2 separate regions of the Homo sapiens genome follow, and region 2 is linked to region 1. A link is a loop called in an ENCODE intact Hi-C map of the cell type or tissue named here. Cell type or tissue: natural killer cell. All regions are shown on one strand. Links, peaks and the distances in the headings refer to the core of each region. The heading gives the core; the rest is flanking DNA.

Region 1 (8,258 bases), core at 259-8,258:
CTTCTTTTGACACCCACCCCTAACAACCTCCACGCTATCCCTAGCAACCTTCATGCAACCCAAAACTCAGGGCTTCAATATCCCCTGTACAGCTCGTGTTTCACAGGACAGGACAGGACAGGGGCTCAGATGACAAGGAAAGAATCTCTGGTTGGCCAGTCCCGGATTCCCTAATCTGGAACACACATTCAGGTGCATCTGCCATAAAGGTCATTCCCAGGGTCTGCTTAAGTTATTGCTATCAGATGCATTTACCATACAGCACCTGAGTTCAAATCAGTCCTGATTCTGCTACTTACCATGTGGCCTGGGACAAGTCACGTAAGCTCTCGGCACCTGCTCATCTATGAAGGGGGAGCAATAACGCCTCCCTCCTAGAGATTTTGAAAAGCTTAATGATACATGTAAAGGGCTTATTACTATGCCTGGCATATAGGAAGTACCCATGAAAGGGAACAATTCATATTAAAGTGGAATCCAGGCAGTGGGGAAAGGCTGCCCACGAAGGCCTCATGGTCACTCCCAGGGGAGCAGCAGCAGGTCATTGCAACGCGGCCTTGAAGGGGTGAGGCTGGTGGCCATGCCAGGAGAAAGAGGGCAGGAAGCAGTGGAAGAAAGGATGACTGTGGTGCAAACTGGCCATCATTTACCATGCCCCTCACGTGTTAACTACGCCATCCTCACAGCAGCTGGATGAGGCAGTTACTGTTATAATTCCTATTTCATACATGAGAAAATGGAGGCACCAGCCTTTTTTGTTATGAGATTCAAAGGAGCTTCTTTCAAGTATTCCTTTGCTATGAATGATTAAACTCTCCGTTTGGTAGTTTAATTACAATTACTGAGAAAATACCTACTTTGTCGGAGTTCAAAAGTCAGCCATCCCTCAGGTCTTTGCTCCGTAGGCTCAAAGCTAGGAAAGTGGGGGAGCTAGGATACTAACCCAAGCTTTCGGCTGCCAGGCTAAACTGCGTCTCATGACTCAAAGCACCTCAGGACATAAGCTATTTGTCAGTGTCAGAAGCCGGGTGTGGTGGCTCACACCTGTTATCATGGCACTTTGGGAGGCCGAGGTGGGCAGATCACCTGAGGTCAGGAGTTTGAGACCAGCCTGGCCAACATGGTGAAACCCCATCTCTACTAAAAATACAAAAATTAGCCAGGTGTGCTGGTGCACACCTGTAGTCCCAGCTACTCTGGAGGCTGAGGCAGGAGAATCGCTTGAACCTGGGAAGCGGAGGTTGCAGTGAGCCGAGATCGTACCACTGCACTCCAGCCTGGGCAACAGAGCTAGACTCCACCTCACAGAAAAGAAAGAAAGTCAGTGTCAGCTTCCAACCCAAGCTGGGGTCCGAGGGGAGTAGGTGGACCGGTGGCGGGTAGCTGAAAGAACACTCGAGGGATCTTATACAGGTGGGATATGGCTTTATTCTCTGTGTCAGCCTTTGTCTTGGCTGCCTGCTCAGCAGCCCCACTCAGTGCCAGCTCCACAGTCTGCAGCTGCACTCCCCAGTGTGCTCACCATTTCCTGGCTCCACCCACCCACCCCCACCTGCAAGGCAGCCAACTCCATTATGCATGCCTTCTCACAGTGTTCGTGATACATTTGTGCGCTTCACAGACAATAGCGGCTCAGAGCCAGGGGATGAGCCCACCCATAACATGGTTACATAACTGATTATATGCTGCACGGGATTGTGCACCTGCACTCCAATCCCACTGCGTCATGCTGCACCGGATATTTACCTCGGCCCACTCTTGATGGCAGCGCAGCCATTTCCTTTTCCCTTCCCTGGGGCCATTCTTGCTGAATGCTGGCTCCATGGTGCTGGCCATCTCCATAGATGAGAAGCCAGGAGGGAAGATGTGGCAACCTGGGTGCCCCTTTCCACCCAGACCCGTGGCAGATGTTGCTGATCAAATGCAGCATTTATTTCCCTTTGACAGCCAGGTGGAAGCCTCAAAATCCTGAAGAGCACCGGAAAATCACTGCCAGTTGACTAGAGTTAGTTGTAGTGTCAGATAGAATCTATTTGCCATCCCTTGCTTGAGGGCTTAGGACATGCCCAATAATAGTACAGAAATTCAATAAGGTATTCGCCAACTGAGGGTCACTTTTATGCCAGTAAGAATCTGCATGTCATCCCCTTGAGAGACTCCACACCTCCTCATCAAGAAGTAGTGAAAATGACATCCGGGTGTGATTTCTCACAAAAGAGAAAGGAACGAAAGAAATTTTTTTTAATGTAAAAAGGAAAATCATACCATTTGACCCAGCAATCCCATTACTGGGTATATACTCAGGAATATAAATCATTGTATTATAAAGATACATGCACACATATGTTCATTGCAGCATTATTCAAAATAGCAAAGACTTGGAACCAACCCAAATGCCCATCAATGATAGACTGGAAAAAGAAAATGTGGTACATATACACCATGGAATACTATGCAGCCATCAAAAGGAACAAGAGAATATCCTCTGCAGGGACATGGATGAAGCTGAAAGCCATTATCCTCAGCAAACTAATGCAGAAACAGAAAACCAAACACCACATGTTCTCACTTACAAGTGGAAGCCGAACAATGAGAACACACGGACACAGAGAGGGGAACAACACACACTGGGGCCTACTGGAGGGCAGCGGTGGGGTTGGGGAGAACATTAGGGAAAGGAGCTAATGCATGCTGGGCTTCATACTTAGGTGATGGGATGATCTGTGCAGCAAACCACATGGCACATGTTTACCTATGCAACAAACGTACACATCCTGCACATGTACCCCAGAACGTATAAAAATAATTAAAAAAAAGAAAATCACAAACGTCAATGTGCAAACACATGTTTGAACACAGCGTATGAGGAAATCCCTCTGCCAACCTTAGAAAAATCAAAGTGTTGCCAGGAGCAGTGGCTCACGCCTGTAATCCCAGCACTTTGGGAGGCCAAGGCAGGTGGATCACCTGAGGTCAGGAGTTCGAGACCAGCCTGAACAACATGGAGAACCCCATCTCTACTAAAAATACAAAATTAGCCGGGCATGGTGGTGCATGCCGGTAATCCCAGCTACTCAGGAGCCTGAGGCAGAAGAACTGCTTGAACCCGGGAGGCAGGGGTTGTGGCTAGCCGAGACCGCGCCATTGCACTCCAGCCTCGGCAACAAGAGCAAAACTCTTTCTCAAAAAAAAAAGAAAGAAAGAAAGAAAGAAAGAAAGAAAAGAATAGACAAAGGAGAGAAACTGTCAGCCTTTCAAGACTGGCAACCGTGAGCAGAATGCCCAGCTGTGAGGGAAAGGACAACCATATTAGAATCCCAGCCTGGGTGCTGTGATGCGGCAAGAAGCAGACCTGACATTCAGGAACCGACACAGCACCTGGCACAAAGAGCCCCCAAGATACAGTAGCTAGGCCGGGCGCGGTGGCTCACGCCTGTAATCCCAGCAATTTGGGAGGCCGACGCGGGCAGATCACCTGAGGTCAGGAGTTCAAGACCAGCCTGGCCAACATGGCAAAACCCCGTCTCTACAAAACATACAAAAATTAGCCGGGCGTGGTGATGTGCCCTTGTAGTCCCAGCTACTCGGGAGTCTGAGTTACAAGAATCACTTGAACCTGGGAGGCAGAGGTTGCAGTGAGCTGATATCATGCCACTGTACTCCAGCCTGGGTGACAGTGAGACTCTGTCTCAAAAAAAAAAAAAAAAAAAAAAAAAAAAAAGATACAGTAGCTGCCATCATTACAATTGTCTTGAAGTTACTGCCTATCCCTATAGACCCACAACTCTCAAACTCATTCACACAGTAGAGTGCCAGGCACACTTTTGTAGAACATCATGAAATCTGGATAAATTAAGCAAAAAATAGCCAAGTGCTATAAATGTTTATGCCAGCTCTCCTAGCATCTAAATTAGAATCTCATGGCCACAGATGCCAAAAGGCTTAAGAGGTGTTACGCAGGGACACTAAAACTGAGAAATTCTATGACCTTAACTTTTTTCTGAAACCTGCAAGAGAGACTACCGTTTCAAGTTCAGCTGTATAATACCTCCCTGTTCAGTATAAAATCAGTCTGAGCGGGGCTATCCTATGACATTACTACTATAGTATCCTGATTCAAATTTGCTGCCAAATCCCCAAAGCCATGCTGTTAGCAACTGCTCAGTGGAACCGAATCTTTCCCTACCTTTGATCTACAATGGACAGAAGTCGGCCTGAGGTCACCGGGAAGGGAGGAGGGCAGCAAAGGTGGTATTTCAACAGCTCACAATACCCGCTCTGTGGCCAAACAAAGGCCTGACCTCCTGAGCGATGTGTGACCTTTAAACTCTGACAAACATATGTATTTACTCAGCAATTACAATTTAAACTACCCAAGGGGCAGTTTAATCACTTGTATCAGAGGGAATAAATTAAAGCTTCCCTAGATCCCATAACAGCAACAAGAAATGAAAGTAGCATTTGCACTCAAAAGAAAACAAAGAAACTTCTCTTTTCACCAGTACATACCATTTTTCTTTTTCTCAGAAATCGTCTGTGTTGTAATCGAGACAGACAGTGAGAAGCAGGGTCCAACCCCAAATTACAGAAGCTGTTAAATCTAATGATAAGTGAGCCGAGAGCAAGATCTCAAGTTTCTTAAATATGAAAAGGACAGGGGAAGGCAGATGCTATTCTTTAAGCTGGAAGAAATTACTGTTCCGTTTTATTTTTAACATCATCCAAGACTGAAATCCGCTGGGAAAATGGAGTCACCATTTTCCACAGTTTTATCATCCAGTGGTACCCGGTGACTTTGGTTGACAGCATCCAATAAGAGAGCTATTTTGAAAAGATAAACACAGAGATGGAAATGGGAGTAATACTAAATTTCGGTGCATTTTTTGGCAAAATAAATGCATATACCCTCAAATACTGAGGGTGGCAGTATAAACTGCTAAAAAGCCCTCTCAAAACTGGCTACATCTGTTAAAGCTGAAATATACCCTATGACTTAGTACTGCCACCTGTGGGCATATACTCAGTAGCAATGAGAAAGTGTATGTACACACTAGGAGATGAGGAGAAGATGTCATCGATTTCATGAGAAACCTAGCCACCCTGAAACAGCTGAACATTTTATTGATTGATTGATTGATTGATTGAGACAGAGTCTTGCTCTGTTGCCCAGGCTGGAGTACAGTGGCGTAATCTCTGCTCACTGCAACCTCTGCCTCCCTGATTCAAGCGATTCTCCAGCCTCAGCCTCCCAAGTAGCTGGGATTACAGGTGCGTGCCACCACACCCAGCTAATTTTTGTAATTTTAGTAGAGATGGGGTTTCATTATGTTGGCCAGGCTGGTCTTGAATTCCTGACCTCAAGTGATCCACCCGCCTCGGCCTCCCAGAGTGCTGGGATTACAGGCGTGAGCCACCGAGCCCTGCCTTTATTTTTATTTTTTGAGACAGGGTCTCACTCTCTCATTTAGGCTGGAATGCAGTGACATGATTAATGCTCACTGCAACCTCCAACTCCTGGGCTGAAACAATCCTCCCGCCTCAGCCTCTGGAGTTGCTGGGACTACAGGTGCTTATAGGCATGTGCCACCACACCTGGCTAATTTTTTTATTTTTTATTTTTTGTAGAGATGGGGTCTCGCTATGTTGCCCAGATTGCTTTTGAACTCCCGGGCTCAAGTGATTCTCCCGCCTCTGCCTCCCATAGCACTGGGATTACAGGCATGGGCCACCACACCAGTCTGTAAAATCCAACATTTCATCAAGAGATGAATCTCATGGAATGTTGGGTGAAAGAAGCAAGACACAAACAGATACATGCTGTGTGGTTTCATTTACATCAAGTTCAAAACCAGGCAAAACCAACCCATGCAGACAGAAGTAAGGTGGGCCGAATAGTCTGTTTCTTGATTTAGGTGTGGGCACTCTGTGAAACTCATGAAGCAGTACATTTACATTTTACATATGTATACTTCAATAGAAACCTGCATTAAAATATTAACTCATATAGGTTTGGCAGTCGTAGGATTGTGTCTTTGTTCAGAAAAATAGTTACACAGTAACTGTAAACTAGAGTGCTACTTCAAAAATTGAAGTGGATTTCTTCATTTAAATGCTGTATGGTTTGGCCTCGCTGATTCTTCTTTGCTGCAGTCCAGTCACTTAGAGAGCTTTGTGCATGAAAAAGTAAGGCGTCAGATCCTGTCTGTTGGGCCAGTGCCTCGGACAACCAATGGTAGACACTGCTCGGTCTGTGTACTTCCTGTACTTTAAGAGGAGATATTTTCAGACACCTACTATGTGCTACTTTGTGTACAGTATATCAATTTCACTCTATCTACCATAGAAAGTTGGTGTAAGAGAAAAACCCCTGAGGTTTAGAGATGCTAAGTAACCTGCCCACGCAGGGACCTTTGGCGAGTGAGATACAAAGCTCAGATTCAACCTTGAGTCTCATTCTGGCACATGGACCCTGTTTAGAACATGTCACCTCATACAGCCTGGGTGAAAATAGAGTGGCAGGAATATGGAAAGTGTCTTAAAACATCAAGCAGTTAATAGATAACAATTTAAATTCCAAGAATCAATCCGGGGGCCTTTAATAACCTTGTGCCCTCCATCCCCACCCAGGCAAAATTAAGCAGTCCTTCTCAGGCCCACGTTCTAACCAGCACACCTCATAACACTCCTTGTGTTGGCCTCAGTATTGTCTCTTCCTTCCTGAAGACCTCAGTGCCCGAGTACCCAGCCTAGATCTCAGCCCGGGTGGGCAATCTGGAATGATTTTATTAGTCCTTGTGACTTAGAATGGGTTCGATGATACAAGGGCTTGGTACAGAATTGCAGGCACAAAGGGCACTAGAGGACTGAGATCTCAACAAGTTTGTGAGGGAAGCAAAACTCAAGACACGTAAGACAATTTCCCAACACTATTCTTTATTTTATTTATTATTTATTTATTTATTTATTTTATTTTTTTGAGACAGAGTCTCACTCTGCTGCCCAGGCTGGAGTGCAGTGGCATGATCTTGGGTCACTGCAGCCTCTGCCTCCCAGGCTCAAGTGATCCTCCCAAGTAGCTGGGAGGACTACAGGCGTGAGCCACCACACCAGGCAGATTTTTGTATATTTTTGTAGAGTCGGCGTCTTGCTACATTGCCCAGGCTAGTCTTGAACTCCTGGGCTCAAGCGATCCACCCGCCTCAGCCTTCCAAAGTGTTGAGATTATAGTAATAGGTGTGAGCCACTGCCAGCCTACCATGTGAAATCCCACCACATGCTTATGACCAGTACTTCCTCTTACAAAATGGAAAAGGCCGGGCGGGCGCGGTGGCTCATGCCTGTAATCCCGGCACTTTGGAAGGCCGAGGCAGGTGGATCACGAGGTCAGGAGATCGAGACCATCCTGGCTAACACAGTGAAACCCCGTCTCTACTAAAAATACAAAAAAATTAGCCGGGCATGGTGCCGAGCACCTGTAGTCTCAGCTACTCGGGAGGCTGAGGCAGGAGAACGGCGTGAACCCGGGAGGCAGAGCTTGCAGTGAGCTGAGATCGCGCCACTGCACTCCAGCCTGGGTGACAGAGCGAGACTCTGTCTCAAAAACAAACAAACAAACAAAAAGAAAGAAAGAAATTGAAAAGGGCGAGCTTTCTCCTACCTTCCAACTCTTTTGCTAAAATCCAGTTTACTGGAATGAGAACAAGGATTAACTACACAAACAACCTCCCGCCCACATGTAATTCAGGAATCACTATAAGGTAACACTTTCTGTACTTAGTAAATGAGAAACATAATACGCTCCCTGAGTGAAAAAGAAATTTAGAAGGCCTATTTTAGCCATTTCTTGAAAGCTTAATTTGGAGAAGGGATAAAGGCTGAATATATTCTGAGATCAACCACAAAGAACAGGTAAATATATAGGATATGCCTTTCTCTTATCTTGGATGATGATAATAATTGATCTCCAATTTTCTTCAACAAGGGAAGGAGTTACAAGCTTGAGCGCTATGGTGTCCTGGTTCTAAATCCAGGCAAATTCAACAACATACAATTATCTGCTTTATGCTGGAGTCCCGGTTCGTCATTGAGCCAAAAAAAGAATAACACCCGCTAGGAGGATCAGTTTTCAATGGTGGAGTAAAGAACTATGATATACTCTCAATAGCTTTCACTAATGGAGATGAATTGGATAAAACTACTTGATCTCTTAAAACTTTCTTTATTCGACTGCAAAAGTGCTATCTAAAAGACAGCAATCT
Region 2 (8,378 bases), core at 281-8,280, 75 kb after region 1:
ACTCAGGGGGAGCACCCTGTGAACACGAAGGCAGAGGTCAGGGTGAGGCCCCCACAGGCCAGGGAGCACCAAAGATTTCATCAAAGCACCTGAAGCCAGGAGAGGGCCTGGTGCAGATTCCCTGTCACAGCCTCAGAAGGAAGCAACCCTGCAGACACCTTGATCCTGGCCTTCCAGCCTCCAGAACTGTGAGAGCAGAAATGTCCTTTTTTTTTTTTTGAGATGAAGTCTTGCTCTGTCACCCAGGTTGGTGTGCAGTGGCGCGATCTCGGCTCACTGCAAGCTCCGCCTCCTGGGTTCACACCATTCTCATGCCTCAGCCTCCTAAGTAGCTGGGACCATAGGCGCCTACCACCACGCCTGGCTAATTTTTTGTATTTTTAGTAGAGACGAGGTTTCACCGTGTTAGCCAGGATGGTCTCGATCTCCTGACCTGGTGGTCTGCCTGCCTCGGCCTCCCAAAGTGCTGGGATTACAGGCATGAGCCACCGCGCCCGGCCAGAAATGTCTATTTTTAAGCCACTGAGCTCCTGATACTTTGCCACTGCAGCCCTAGCAAACTAATGAAGTTACTCAGGTTTGAAGGCTTCAAATGCAATATATCAAGACCGTACAATTTAATTCACCCTATTCCTGGGTCTGCAGACAGAGCCAGACATAGGTGTGGCTGCATCTTGTTCCTCACCACCTCCTGCAGGCCTTAAAGCTGGCCATGCCCGCCACCACCGCCTGGCCTGTTGTAACCCTGCACACATACCCAACCTCTGTCCAGCAGCAGACCCACCTGCCCAGGGGGCTGTCATCTCAGCACCCGTGGGGCAGTGGCCCTAGTGACCCCAATGCCTGGCACCAGTAGTGAGTGCTGAGTGGCCCAGTAAACGAAGCTGCCTGTAATTCTCAAATCCTAGAGTCCAGGGCAGTGAGGCCCATGACAGACAGGTCCTATTGCTAATGAAAGCTGGTCATTTTATTTTTCATCTCCCAGATTCTCAAATTACAAGGTAATTTTATCAGGGCCCTTTGCTGTAGACTGCCTGCCCACTGACTGTAAGAAAGAAGAGAAAGAGAGAGAGAGAACTCTCAGCTTTGAGGAGAGACACTTTTTCCTTCTGGCTGAGCTGGTGGTTCTGGCTGGGCTGCAGGCTTTTCAAACACGTATTCATGACATGTTACGTGGAAGCCCAGTCCACAGGACAGAAAAACTGGATGCTCCGGTTGACAGGAGGATGGGAACCCAGAGCCCTGTGTGCCTGGCCCCTTATCCTTTTATCCCCCTCCAGCCTTGAGCTCCAGGAGACCCCCAGAAACTTCGAAGGACAACAGTGAAACCACTGACCTCGGGGACAGAAGAGACTCCAGGAAATGACCAGTCAATCATGGGGGGTGCTGTCCTTCTGGCTTCCATATATCAACTCTGGACAGTTCCACTATTTTGTGTTTATAAACATGTGCCTTGCTCCAAGAAGACTATGGAAATACCAAGGGAAAATAGAGGTGCAGGATGAGATGAAGCCAGGGGGTATGGTTCCTACATGGAAATGCATAACATGCTGTTATGAGCTGAATGCCTATGTCCCCCAGAATTCATATGGTGAGGCTCTAGCTCCCAGTATGGCTGCATTTGGAGAAAGGCCCTCTAAGGAAGTAATTAAGGTTAAATGAGGGCATAAGGGTGGGACCCTGATCCGGTAGGATTCATGCCTTTGTAGGAAGAGACACCAGAGACCTCACTCACTCGCCTTCCATGAGCACATACCAAGGAAAGGCCATGTGAGGACATGGCGAGAAGGTGGCCATGTCCCACAAAAATTCATATGTTGAAGTCACAAACCCCAGGACCTCAGAATGTGACCCTGTTTGGAAATAGAGTCATCTATATATCATGAGTCAAGTTAAGATGAGGTCACACTGGAATAGGATGGACACCTAATCCAATATGGCTGGCATCCTTATTATTTTATTTATTTATTTATTGAGACAGGATCTTGCTCTGTCATCCAGGTTGGAGTGTAGTGGTGCGATCATAGCTCACTGCAACCTTGGCTCAAGTGATCCTCCCAACTTGGCCTCTTAAGTAGCTACGACTATAGGCACATGCCACCACACCCTGCTAATTTTTAATTTTAGAGGAGACAGAGTCTCACTATGTTTCCCAGGCTGGTCTCAAACTCCTAGGCTCAAGTGATCCTCCTGCCTTGGCCTCCCTAAGCTCTGGGATTACAGGCATGAGCCACTGCTCCCAGTTTGGTGTCCTTATTAAAAGGGGAATTTGGGCACAGACGCATACAGAGCGAACATCATGTGAGGATTAGAACAGTGCTGCCACAAGCCGAGAAACTACCAGGAGCTAGAAGAGAGGTCCCTCCCAGAACCTTCAGAGGGAACCCTGTAATATCTTAATCTCATACTTCTGGCCTCTAGAACTGTAAGAATATCAATTTCTGTTGTTTAAGTCCCCCAGTTTGTGGTATGTTGTCATGGCAACCCCAGAAACTGACATACATACAGTCCTAACAATACCTGTGAGTTCCACCTTCAGTTATGAGATTCCTAGTGGGCAAGGCAAAGAAGGAAATCTGTTATTGGAATCTCAGCATTTCATGCAGGCTAAGCTGGCGACCTCATCAAAATGAACAGACCCAGAGTGATGAATGCAGTGTCTGGCACCCAGGTGGTACTTAAAAATAAATGTTACCTGGCATTTTTCTCATTTTAAAGTTTTTAATATTTTTTAACCACTGACTTTTTTTCCCCACGAAGTCAGGCATGTTAGAAAACAGTAGACTAGAGGCTGGACACAGTGGCTCACGCCTGTAATTCCAGCACTTTGGGAGGCCGAGGTGAGTGGATCACCTGAAGTCAGGAGTTCGAGATCAGCCTGGCCAACATGGTGAAACCCCGTCTCTACTAAAAACACAAAAATTAGCTGGGCATGGTGGCGGACGCCTGTAGTCCCAGCTATTCGGGGGGCTGAGGTGGGAGAATCACCTGAATCTAGGAGGCAGAGGTTGCACTGGGCCGAGATAGTGCCACCGCACTACAGTCTTGGCAAGACTCCCTCTGGGGGAAAAAAAAAATGCAGTAGACTGGAAACTGTCTAAAGTTTCCCTTCAGCCCTGTGGTTTTAAGGTTTTACAATTCTCTTTCAGCAGCTAGTGTTGGTTTTCATTCCAGAGAAGTAGCTGATATGGGAATGCAGAGGATATGGGCTCCGGCCAAACCACAGGACTGGGGCCAGCCTTGTTTCCCAGATGCGTGCTACAGAGACTGTCCCTGGCGTTGGCAGATGTGACTGGTGACGGCAGCCACAAAGCAGGAAGAAGACACTTAGTGCTTCGTATTTATCTGCCCGTTTGGCTGACAGAAGAGCCATCGGGCGATTTGTGTTCCGCCATTCCTGCTGTGCAAGCTTGGGGAAAGCACGTGACCTCTCTGGGCCTTGCTTTTTTTTTTTTTTTCTTTTGTAAAAACATTTCTGGCTTAGTGCAATGGCTCACACCTATCATCCCAGCACTTTGGGAGGTTGAGGAGGGAGGATCACTTGAGCTCAGTAGTTCAAGACTAGCCTGGGCAACATGGCGAAACCCCGTCTCTACAAAAATACAAAAATTAGCCAGGCGTGGTGGTGTGCACCAGTAGTCCCAGCTACTTGGGAGGCTGAGGTGGGAGGGTTGCATGAGCCCAGGAGGTCAAGGCTGCAGTGAGCCAAGATTGCCCCACTGCATTCCAGCCTAGGCGATGGGTGACAGAGGAGACCCCTTCTAAAAAACTAATAATAAACAAATAATAATGAAGACATTTCCTGCTCACCCACAACCCATGCCCCTGGCCTGCCTTGCTTGCTGATTGCAGTATTTTCTCACTGAGCTCAGGTTGACTCTAGGGTCCTCCTCAACACTGTGCTGCCACAGATGTTTTCAGCCTGACCAACTGCACCAACGAGGAAGGTCTCCAGCATCCCCAGACTCAATCATCTCAAAAGCCCCTTCAGGAGGGAGTGTTCTGGAATGCCTCTGTGCTGGGTCTTTGGGTTGGTCGCTGTGCCTCTGTGCCTCTCACTAGGTTGTGGTGCATGCGTGGTGGAAGTCCGAGCCTCTGACACCCAGCACTCGCTCACTCACGCACCTGTTGCAGGGTTACGCTCACTGGGCCCCGGGGCTCTCAGGGCAGAAGCCCCAAGAAGGTGGCACCTTCCCGCCCTCATAGCAAAGCCCTGTATAGCCTTCACCTTCTCATCCTGCCTGCCTGCACATCTGTTGTGGCTTTGCACTTAGTGCTCAGTAATATGTATTGATTTTGTCAAATAAGAAGCAAATATGACTTTGCTCCTATTACAATGGCTACTATTAAAAAAAAAGTAAAAATAGAAAATAACAAGTGTTGGTGAAAATGTGGAGAAATCGGGACCACCATGCACCATTGGTGGGAATGGAAAGTGCTGCAGCCACTGCAGAAAATGGTTCGGAGATTCCTCAGAATGTTTGACAAGTTCTATAGGGTCCAACCCTATGGGGTCTGTGGGTTTTTCTCCTCGTGTGCAGAGACGAGAGATTGTAGAAATAAAGACACAAGACAAAGAGGTAGAAGAAAAGACAGCTGGGCCCGAGGGCCACTACCACCTAGACGTGGAGACCAGTAGTGGCCCCGAATGCCTGGCTGCACAGTTATTTATTGGATACAAGACAAGGGGGCAGGGTAAGGAGTGTGAGTCATCTCCAATGATAGGTAAGGTCACGCGAGTCACGTGTCCACTGGACAGGGGGCCCTTCCCGGTTTGGCAGCCGAGGCAGAGGGAGAGAGAGGACAGCTTACTCCATTATTTCTTCTATGCATTTCAAAGACTTTTAGTACTTTCACTAATTCTGCTACTGTTATCTAGAAGGCAGAGCCAGGTGTACAGGGTGGAATATGAAAGCGGACCAGGAGTGTGACCGCTGAAGCACAGCATCACAGGGAGACGGTTAGGCCTCTGGATGGCTGCAGGCAGGCCTGACTGATGTCAAGCCTTCCACAAGAGGTGGTGGAACAGAGTCTTCTCTAACTCACCCAGGGAAAGGGAGACTTCCTTTCCCGGTCTACTAAGTAATGGGTGCCTTCCCCAGGCACTGACGCTACCGCTAAACCGAGGTCCGCTAGGTAACAGGTGCCTTCCCAGGCGCTGGTGTTACCGCGAGACCAGGGAGCCCTCTAGTGGCCCTGTCTGGGCGTGACAGAGGGCTCACACTCTTCTGATCACTTCTCACCATGTCCCTTCGGCTCCTATCTCTGTATGGCCTGGTTTTTCCTAGGTTATAATTGTAGAACAAAGATTATTATAACATTGGAAAGAAGAGTAATACTACAAACTAATGGTTAATGATATTCATATGTAATCATATTTATAATCTATTTCTAGTATAACTATTTTTATTCTATATATTTTCTTTATTATACTGGAACAGCTTGTGTCCCTCAGTCTCTTGCCTTGGCACCTGGGTGGCTTGCCACCCACAAAATTCGAATTAAAAAACCATGTCAGGCCAGGTGCAGTGGCTCATGCCTGTAATCCCAGCACTTTGGGAGGCTGAGGCGGGCAGATCATCTGAGGTCAGGATTTCAAGACCAGCCTGGCCAACATGGTGAAACCCCATCTCTACTAAAAATACAAAGATTAGCTGGGCATGATGGCGCAGGCCTGTAGCCCCAGCTACTTGGGAGGCTTAGGCAGGAGAATCACTTGAACCCAGGAGGCGGAGGTTGCAGTGAGCTTAGATCGCGCCATTGTACTCTAGCCTGGGCAACAGACTAAGAATCAGTCTCAAAAAAAAAAAAGAAAGAAAGAAAGAAAAGAAAAGAAAAGAAAACTATATTAAAAAATTGAAATGAAGGTCAGGTGCGGTGGCTCACTCCTGTAATCCCAGCACTTTGGGAGGCCGAGGTGGGAGGATCACTTGAGGTCAGGAGTTCGAGACCAGCCTGGCCAACATGATGAAACACGATCTCTACGAAAAATACAAAAATCAGCCGGGTGGCGGGTGCCTGTAATCTCAGCTACTTGGGAGGTTGAGGCAGGAAATCACTCCATCTCAAAAATAAATAAATAAATACTGAAATTAAAAATTAAAAACAGAACCAGCAATCCAAAAGAATTGACAGCAAGGTCTTTTTTTGTTTTTTGAGATGGAGTCTTGCTCTGTTGTCCAGGCTAGAGTACAGTGTCTTGATGTCGGCTCACTATAACCTCCACCTCCCGGGTTGAAGCAATTCTCCTGCCTCAGCCTCCCGAGTAGCTGGGATTACAGGTTCATACCACCATGTCCAGCTAATTTTTATATTTTTAGTAGTGATGAGGTTTTATCATATTGGCCAGGCTGGTCTCGAACTCCTGACCTCGTGATCCACCCACCTTGGCCTCCCAAAGTGCTGGGATTACAGGCGTGTGTCACCGCGCCCGGCCAGACAGCAGGGTCTTGAAGAGAAGCTGCACTCCCGATTCACAGCAGCCTCATTCACAATAGCCAGGAGGTGGAAGCAACACGAGTGTCAATTTTCAGACGAATGAATCAGTGAACTCTGGTGCATACATGCAGGGGAATTTTATCCAGCCGGAAAAAAGAGGGAAATTTCAACACATGCCACAGTACGGAGGAGTCTTGAAGACATTAGGTGAAGTGAAATAAGTCAGTAGGAAGGGTCAAATACTGGGATTCCACTAGATAGAAAGTAGAATGGTGTGTGCCAGGGGCTGGGGTCAGGGGGCAGGGAGTGAGTGTTTACTGGGGACAGAGGAGAAAGCTCTGGAGATGGATGGTGGTGATGGCCGTGCAACAAAGTGAATGTGCTTTATTCAACTATACTTGAAAATGGTTCACATGGCTCATTCGATGTTATGTTTTTTACCACAAGTTTAGGAAAAAGAAAAACAAGCACATATATTAAAAACAACAACAAACCAGGCCAGGCGTGGTGGCTCATGTCTGTAATCCCAGCACTTTGGGAGGCCGAGGTGGGCGGATCACGAGGTCAGGAGTTCAAAACCAGCCTGACCAACATGGTGAAACCCCGTTTCTACTAAAAATACAAAAGTTAGACAGGTGTGGTGGTGAGCTCCTGTAATCCCAGCTACTCAGGAGGCTGAGGCAGGAGAATCGCTTGAACCCGGGAGGCAGAAGTTGCAGTGAGCTGAGATCACGCCATTGCACTCCAGCCTGGGCAACAAGAGCAAAACTCCATCTCAAAAAAAAAAAAAGTCTGGACTTGGGTAAGCAGAGACTTTATTAGAAAGAATTGTTGCAAGAGGAGGGAAGGGATGATTGAATAGGGAGAAGGCTATGCAATGCCACCTGCAAGCATCTTGAAGCCCAGGCACAGCTTTTCTTCTCCAGGGAGGAGCAGACAAGGCTTAGACAGAACCAGGTGTGGGGAGTGGGATGGACGGGATTGGGGGAGTGATTAATCAGCAGATGAGAGAATGTCTTTCCTGTGGCCAGCCAAGGGTTTTGGGAGGTGCCACTAGGAGGGGGTATCCACTGGCCCAGGCAGAGGGTAGATCAAAGTTTGGGAACCTGGGGAGAGGAGAGAAGCTGAACTAAACTTGAGTCAATCAGATGAATGAACAAGTCCAGATTGATGAGTGGTGACACACAGTTTAGCTAATCTTTGACGAGGCAAAGAACGAGAATTTGGAAGTTCTGTGCCTGGCCTTGTCTCAAACAAACAAGTCGTGGATGGGCATCTGTGGGTCTCGCCCACGTCCACTGGGAAACGTTGATTCTTTGCGGTAAGCTGCTTCCTGGAACACGAAAGGGGTGAGGGTATTTCCTAATCCTCGCTGTTTTCCGGGAGCACAGCCTCAAGTCAAATTCAGCACTGTCCTTTCAAATAGGATGGAACTGAGAGGTATTATGGAGTATCTGATTTTTTTTTTCTGGCACAGAGGGGGCCACTAATAAACATCCATTGAAGAATGAATGAATGAATGAGTTGGCAGAAGGGAGCAACCACTAGGAGCTGGAGTGATCTGAGAAGGCTTCATGGAGGAAGGTGGTGTTTGAGGTGGACCTTAAAGGAAGGGTACATTCAACGAACAACACATTAAGGATCCCAATAAAACAGTTCCGAGGGTGGGGAGGAAGGAGAACGCTTATGTACTGGGTACACATTACACAAGAGACCTTGACTGGGTCCTTCAGGAAAACAGAAACCACTCTAGTTTTTTCAAGCAGAAAGGGGTTAAGACAAGGAGAAATTCATTGCTGACAGAGCTGTTGGAAGGTGGGGAGGAGCGAATGTCAGGCCCCGCTTTGATGTCTATTCTTCCAGGAACCGTTTCTCTCCTTTTCCCTCCTCTCTGTTTTTGCCATCCTTGGTCATGAGCAAGTGAGCCTCTGGGACTCAGC

Evidence for each region. Peaks named below come from ENCODE experiments on the same cell type or tissue, not always from the same donor. Only the 100,000 strongest peaks of a DNase experiment are listed, where the experiment ranks them.
Region 2: a loop joins it to region 1, with 16 times the contacts of the local background. A loop is called at or near these places in 94 of 110 quality-filtered maps.

What each region holds. Positions count from the first base shown.
Region 1 is chr4:4,255,425-4,263,682 of GRCh38, forward strand. No RefSeq gene overlaps it. Among named protein-coding and RNA genes, the nearest start is that of TMEM128, 11 kb to the left of the region's middle. RefSeq lists enhancers at 1,616-2,116, 4,098-4,392. In natural killer cell, for the core only: CTCF peaks have their summits at 4,941 and 5,147; a DNase peak (open chromatin) is centred at 4,977; H3K27ac peaks cover 442 bases.
Region 2 is chr4:4,330,245-4,338,622 of GRCh38, forward strand. No RefSeq gene overlaps it. Among named protein-coding and RNA genes, the nearest start is that of ZBTB49, 44 kb to the left of the region's middle. In natural killer cell, for the core only: CTCF peaks have their summits at 5,182 (motif pointing left) and 5,384; a DNase peak (open chromatin) is centred at 5,167.